3 separate regions of the Mus musculus genome follow, and regions 1 and 2 are each linked to region 3. Evidence: chromatin loops called from intact Hi-C (ENCODE). Cell type or tissue: left cerebral cortex. All regions are shown on one strand.

Region 1 (2,500 bases), 100 kb after region 3:
ATATACCTGGTGGGACTCATGGCTCCAGCTGCATATGTAACAGAGGATGGCCTAGTTGGCCATCAATGGAAAGAGAGACCCTTGGTCCTGTGAAGGCTCTATGCCCCAGTGTAGGGGAGTGCCAGGGCCAGGAAGCAGGAGTGGGTGGGTTGGTGAATAGAGGGAGCAGGGAGGGGATAGGGGATTTTCAGAATGGAAACTAGGAAAGGGGATAACATTTGAAATGTAAATAAAGTAAATATCTAATTTTTAAAAAGGTCAGATAAATTTGTACTCACAACAAAATAATTAGTAAAATAAAGAAAATGTCTAATGTAAATAGATAGATAGATAGATAGATAGATAGATAGATAGATAGAAATTAAAAAAAAAAAAAAGAGTTGTCTTACTTAGGGTTTCTATTGCTGGGATGAAACACCATGCCCAAAATCAACTTGAGAAGGAAAGAATGTTTTTGGCTTATACTTCCACACCTTAGTCCATCACGGGAGGAAGTCAACCCAGGAACTCCAGCAGAACAAGAACCTGGAAGCAGAAACTTCCCTAGATGCTATGGGGGAAGGGGGTGCTGCTTACTAGCTTGCTCAGCCTGATTTCTTATAGAACCCAGGACCACCATCCCAGGGATGGCACCACCCACATGAGCCCTGCCCTGCCCCGTCAAACACTAAATAAAAAATGCCCCACAGGCTTGCCTACAGCTGGATTTTATGGAGGCATTTTCTCAATTGAGGTTCCCTCTCCAGTGACTCTAGTCTGTGTCAAGTTGGCTACCTGCAGGAGTCAGTCGTCTCCTGTGTGGGTCAGCTCTCCACACTTAAGTCTCTCATCTCTAAGCCTTCTTCGCTTGCCGCTCGCTCTGGTCTCTCCCTCTGACCACTGAACTCGGGTTTACAGAGATTCAAGCACCTTTGGGGTGTGGATAATATTAAAACGTGCCACAGGCTTTTCTCCTTTATTAGAGATGCTGGCTCTGGGGCTGGGATTTGGCCTTCTCACACTAGACCGGAGCATGTTTGTTTAAAAGTTTCCTACAAAGCCTCCATCCCAGGTCAGGCTGTCCACTCTGAGACAGGGGAAAGGAAAACAAACCAGACAGCCCAGAAAATGACATTATATACTTATTTATTTATTTATTTTTATTATATATAAGTACACTGTAGCTGTCTTCAGACACTCCAGAAGAGGGAGTCAGATCTCATTATGGATGGTTGTGAGATCTCATTATGGATGGTTGTGAGCCACCATGTGGTTGCTGGGATTTGAACTTCGGATCTTCGGAAGAGCAGTCGGGTGCTCTTACCCACTGAGCCATCTCACCAGCCCAACATTATATACTTAAAAACGCTAAAAGGTAATCTTCTCCCACTAGGGATCGCTGCTGCTTATGTAACTCCTACTTGTTTTCTTGGTTTTGTTGACTGTCCTTAAAAAATGAGAAAGTAGCTGGGCGTGGTGGCGCACGCCTTTAATCCCAGCACTCGGGAGGCAGAGGCAGGTGGATTTCTGAGTTCAAGGCCAGCCTGGTCTACAGAGCGAGCTCCAGGACAGCCAGGGTTACACAGAGAAACCCTGTCTTGAAAACAAACGAACAAACAAAAATTACCAGTGTCTCTTAAATGGACAAAGGTTTGGGGGCTGAGGCACAATCACCTGCCACCCTGGTTTGGTTCCATTTGTAAAACATCAGGTCTCAGCCACTCCCACCACCTATGCCCCTCTCCTCAGCTACTAAGTCACCCCTGAGAAAGGCAAGCTCACAAGACAGGTCTCCCTTGCTAACAGGAAAGCCTCTGGCTGGAAAGGGCGAACTCACAAAACAGGTGGCCATGGAGAACACAAACTCAAGCTCCGCTCCTGACTACAAATGTGCTTCCCACTATTCCTTTACGCTTAAAATGGGCTTCTCACTGACCGCTCTCAATAACCACACACCGACACGTCACAGGAAATGACCAGATGCTTGCAGATAAAACTTCCAAGTTCAAAGTTCGCTCGCTGGAGTTCTGATAAGTTAATCGGGCCTTAGCGACCAGATTAAAGCTTTTTTAAAAGTAAAATTATCATAGTCACAGGCTCAAAAACTTTAACATCCCTTTGGCTGTTTTCTAAATGTAGACTTAAAAGTACTTCTCGGGGCTGGAGAGATGGCTCAGCGGTTAAGAGCACCGACTGCTCTTCCAAAGGTCCTGAGTTCAAATCCCAGCAACCACATGGTGGCTCACAACCACCCGTAATGATATCTGATGCCCCCTTCTGGTGTGTCTGAAGACAGCTACGGTGTACTTACATATAATAATAAATAAATCTTAAAAAAAAAAAGTACTTCTCACTGTGCTGAAAACATCTCTGTCCTATATACATACACACATATATACATATGTGTTTGTGTATGTATATGTATGTATATACATATGTACATATATGTAGATAAAAATGTACATACACATGCATACACACACACAGAGAGAGAGAGAGAGAGAGAGAGAGAGAGAGAGAG
Region 2 (2,500 bases), 100 kb after region 3:
TGTGCTGAGAGTGTGTGTGTGCGTGTGTGTGTGTGTGTGTGTGTGTGTGTGTGTGTATGTGTGCATGTGCACCTCTCACTCATGCTCATGCAGCAACCTTAACTAAACCCATTGGGTTACACGCACACATGCACACACATGCACGCACACATGCACACTCACATGCACACACTCCCACGCAGAAGGCTAATATTTAATAAAGAATCAGTGAGAGGACTGGGTCAGTCAAAGTTTCATAGGGAAAGGCCAGTCATCCCCACCCCTCCCTGAGGACTGGTGACAGTGAGAAGTGGCTGGGGAGGGGATGGGGCTTCCTTCTTTATTACCATCATCTTACTCTTTATGTATTGTGTGCACACACATCATAACAGATGCATGGAGTTCACAGGACAAACTGCAACAGTCAGCTCTCTGCATCCACCTTGTCTATGGGAATCAAACTCAATCTGCAGCCTGTCAGCAATAGCCTTTACCAGCTTATTAGCCATCTCATCAGTCCCAAAGGGTAGCGCTTTCTTCAGTGGCATAGACGCTGAAGGTGCCCACGCTTCAGTAACTAACCTCTCACCATGCTCAAGCAGCAACCTCACACGCGCACACACACATGCACGAACATACATATGCACGTGCACCCACACATACGTGTGCACACACATGCTCTTGTACACATACACACACACTCACACACATACACAAAGGAGGACTCGGTGGTGGGAAGAACAGTTTCTTCAGAAGGAGTGGGGATGAGAGAAAATGATGAGGGATTTTCACATGGCTGAAATTCATTCCATGGATATGAAACTGGAAAAGAAACACTTTTTTAAGCAGTTCAAGAGCTTGGCTGATCTGAGGAGCTGTGATGGTTCTCTGAGTGACTGGGAGGTGAGGAACAGGGGCTGGGGAGTCTGGGGGGGACAGCAAGGACCTGTCTCACAGTGCAAACTCACTTTTCTTCCTTAAGGAAGGAGGAAACATCAAGTTTCTATCATTAAGATGCATGAACAAATTTCTCAACTCTACTACGTCTTGATTCATTTTTTTTTTTTCTCTTCCTGATCCCATTTCCAAGTCCCAAGCAGATACTAAAAATAGCTGACTTGATGAGCCTGCTCCATTTCTGCTGCCGAGTCTGCCTCTTCAACTGTGATTCGAGTACGGGTTGTGATTGAGTTTAGTCAGTTAATTTCAATCAAACCAGAGAGGCACACGCGCGCACACACACACACACACACACACACACACACACACTCCATTCTTAGTCTTCAGAAGTGTTATCATAACTGATTTTTTTAAATCTACTGTCAAGTCAATGTGTTTAGTTATCTGCCACTAGATAATGAAACATCCCAGACTTGATGACCTAAGAGAGCCATTTGCATTTCCTCCGTGACAGTCTCACTTATCTGGACAAGGCTTCTGCCAGGCTTGGTGGCTGCTGGGCTGGACTGTTTTCCTTCAACTAACCACTAGCTGATGCCCTGTGGGGGCTTGGGACAGGGCTCAGGTTCAGAATCTGGGAGGGAAGGGCCTTTTACAGACCTCTTCATAAGAGTCCTCCAGCCACATAGTTACCTTTATAGCTTATTACTGACATAGTCATTCCTGACCTGAGGAGGGGCGGAGGGAGACTTACCTGGGCCTCACACATGCTTGATGGACAACTACCAATAAACTACACCCCCAACCTTTCTTTTCATTTTTTGTTTCCAGACAGGGTATCACTAAGTTCCTAGGTAGGCACTACCTTCCTGCCTCTGCCTGTGAGAAACTGGCCTGGCAGTAGTTGTCTTTTTGAGTAGCAGCTAAGGGTTCTCAAAGGAATAGCACAGAAACTCCCAGTGTTTCCTAAGGCCCTGAGCTGGCATGCGGCTCCTTCTGCTGCACTCCCCCAGGGAAGCGGATCATCTGGGAACCCAGCTTTCTGACTCTCCAGGAGAAGAACACACAGAGGCAGGCATGCTTGTGGGGTCATCAATAAACCAAGCTGTAGTGGTAGCTGGCTCTCGGGCCTCTAATGGCTCCCGGCTCTCCACATATAAAATGTCCTTAGCCTCTAGAGACCTGGAAGAGTGGGGTCCTTTTCTGCAAAGGTCTCTGGTTCAAGGTTTAGACCTTGGCATCTAATCAGGTCCTGATGTAGACGGGATATCTAGGGATTTGTAGCAAGAAACTGTTTCTCCCTGTGCAGCAGCAGCAGGGCAGCAGAAGATGAGCCTAGACACTCCCGCCCAGAAGGAGCGCTGGGGCTGAGGCACTAGTTTAGTATGGAAAGTCCTTGCCTCATAGCAAGCAGAAGAACCCTGAGTTCAATTCTGGAAATCCACATAAAACTGACAGGTGTGATGGCACATGCTTAAATTCCCAGAGCTGGGAAGATGGAGAAGGTTTACTGGTCGTCTGTCATAACACCTACTTGGCAGGTTCCAGGCCAATGAGAGATCCTGTCTCAAAAAGAATGGGAAGAGATTGTGAAGAATTACATCCTAGATTGCCCTTGTGT
Region 3 (2,500 bases):
AAGTGCTTACATCTCCATAGAAAATCATTCTAGAATGTTCCTGGTCCATCACAAAACAGAAACACAAACTTGTAGCACTGATATTCAAACCCAGACCCAGAGCCTGGTACATGCGGGGCAAGCACTTCACCATTGATTTACAGACCCTCGGTCTCAAAAGATTGATTTTAGACTTAAGCACTGTTCAGTCAGTGCTGTCTCTGAATGCTCCGGCTCTGGCAATTATACCATCATGTTTTCCTGAAGTGCTGAGAAATAGAAGCTACCTGGGTAGTGTTTCCTAATGCGAACAGCTGTGTAGGTGGTACCATTCTCACGATGTGGTAATGTGCATTGTGGTACCATTCTCACGGTGTGGTAATGTGCATACCCCATCCTTAATGAGTAGGTCAGAGTGCTTAATATCACCAGGCACGTGTACTAAATTCACTATAGGTATATGTGTATGTACTAGAAAACTATGTACAGCATACTGTAGATACAAATATATATACAATGAAGGAAGAATGTCTAGAGAAATGTACCCACATGAACAATGATTATCCAAGCAGTATAATTTTTCCTTTGCCTTCTTATTTTTCTATTTTTCCTAAAACCTCCTTAATAAACATGTTGTATTTTAATGTAAAAAGTTAATAAACATAAACTTACCTCTGTTCACTTAAAAATATTTATTGTCTCCCTATAAGCTGGACAATTGGAGATGCAGCAGGGCTAATACGTGTGGCCAGACTACCACAGGATTTGAATCCTAGAAGTTGCCCCCAAATTACTGTTCTATCTTCAAATAATGGTTCTTCCAAGAAAGGCACTGAACAGCGAACGCGCTTCACAAGTGCATACATTTCTGGTGTTGTTGGAAAGAGGCGTGCTATTTTTAAATAAATGTAAATGTATGGGCAGGTGTTTTCTAGTGAATTCTGAAAGGTAAACTCTTGACAGAACAATACAAATTGTTGAAACACCTAATAGAAGCAAGCAAGAAAATTATCTGGACATCCTTCTAAGTCAAATAGAGTCCAGCAACTTCCCCTCGGTATCCAAAGATGTCCAGATGCCAAAAAGCCTGGCGGCAGAAGCCTGAGGAAGAGTTTAGAAATGTGTGAGATGGAGTTGGTAAGCAAGGATAATTTTGGCATCAGCCATGTCTGGTGTTCTATACATAGGATATCACATATGGCCTGTCCTACAAAGAAAAATTAAACAAAATAATGTTCTGCCTAATTATGCAGCCCCAGTACTAAAGAGAGTCACAGGTTTTTTTAAAAAAAGAATACCCATTTCCCAAGTTGTCATGAGCCCCCACCTTTCTCTCTTTCTTCTAGCTTAAATCCATTTCAGAATGCATTTTATCTCATTAAATAACATGTAAATTCCCTCACCCCCAAACAGTGCTGGAAAACTTAGTCCCAGGGAAAAACACAAACTCGCTACAGGACTGGATACCTAATGTGACATCACACCCTGAAATCATTTGATAGTCTGCTCTTCTCTTCTGCTGTAAACACCCTGGCCAAAGAGAAACCATTTTGTTTACCTTTTAAAATTGGTATACACAGTGAGTGTATGTGTGTGTACATGTTTGTGTATGTGGTCATATATGTGCAGGTGCATGTAATTGTGTGTGTGGCCATGTACATGCAGGTGCATGTGTGGAGAGCCATGCCGCGAGCAATCTTGTGGGTGCTGCCAGTAATCGCTGTGGAGAGCCGTGCCGCGAGCAATCGCCATTATAAGATGGTGCTGGCCTCCGCTGTGCCTAACTAGTAAACAAGCCTTGTACGCAGGTTCGAGAGTGAACTCACTCCTAGTCACTCCCATTCTCGGAGTGTAATAGTGGGGTGATGGGCAAGCAACGAATCAGGAGCTGTCACGCCATATCAGGTGCTGAAACGTCACGCTGTGGGCTATAAAAGCGGTGCCATTTTCCCGGTTCGGGGTCTTCCTGAAGAAGTAAGCAATAAAGCTTTTGCCACGGAAGATTCCAGTTTGTTGCGTCTTTCTTGCCGGTCGAGTGGGACGCAATATGCATGTAATTGAATGTGTGCACATGAGTATGTATGCATGCACACATATATAAGAGGTCTTACTTTATCAATTCCCATCTTTGTCTTTTGGGACACAGGTCTCTTTCTGAACCCAAAAGTTCACCAATTCAGTTAGGATGGCTAGTCAGTGAATAAGCTCTGGAAATCTACCTGTCTCTGTTTCCCCCCAAAACTAAAGATATACACCATTGTACCTTGCATTTACATTGGTGATGGGGATCCAATTCCCCAGCCCAGAGAAAAGATATTTTAGAGAGAGACACCTGTGCTCTCAGACTATTCAAACAATGATCCCCAACGAGCTGGAACTTCTCCAGGAATCTCCACCTGGGGCAAGGAGAAAACTGAAGCCTGGTGCCAAGTCAGAGTAAGATCTTGCTTATCAGCAAGAAACATCACAGCTTGTCAGACCACCTTGCAGGACAGATGCTGGGCAGTGGTAGAAGGCTAGG

Evidence for each region. Peaks named below come from ENCODE experiments on the same cell type or tissue, not always from the same donor. Only the 100,000 strongest peaks of a DNase experiment are listed, where the experiment ranks them.
Region 1: it touches region 3 in a loop (2.6-fold over the local background); 2 of 42 quality-filtered maps call a loop at or near these places.
Region 2: it touches region 3 in a loop (2.5-fold over the local background); 2 of 42 quality-filtered maps call a loop at or near these places.

The regions. Positions count from the first base shown.
Region 1 is chr15:58,764,334-58,766,833 of GRCm38, forward strand. No RefSeq gene overlaps it. Among named protein-coding and RNA genes, the nearest start is that of Gm41329, 5.6 kb to the left of the region's middle. In left cerebral cortex, a CTCF peak has its summit at 1,210 (motif pointing right); no DNase peak of the experiment used is centred here.
Region 2 is chr15:58,769,128-58,771,627 of GRCm38, forward strand. No RefSeq gene overlaps it. Among named protein-coding and RNA genes, the nearest start is that of Gm41329, 10 kb to the left of the region's middle. In left cerebral cortex, no CTCF peak of the experiment used is centred here; a DNase peak (open chromatin) is centred at 1,131.
Region 3 is chr15:58,664,432-58,666,931 of GRCm38, forward strand. It overlaps Fer1l6 (fer-1-like 6 (C. elegans)), which reads left to right. Exons shown (of 41, transcript NM_001370912.1): 41 at 1-656. Among named protein-coding and RNA genes, the nearest start is that of Gm36451, 69 kb to the left of the region's middle. In left cerebral cortex, no CTCF peak of the experiment used is centred here; a DNase peak (open chromatin) is centred at 1,136; H3K27ac peaks cover 296 bases.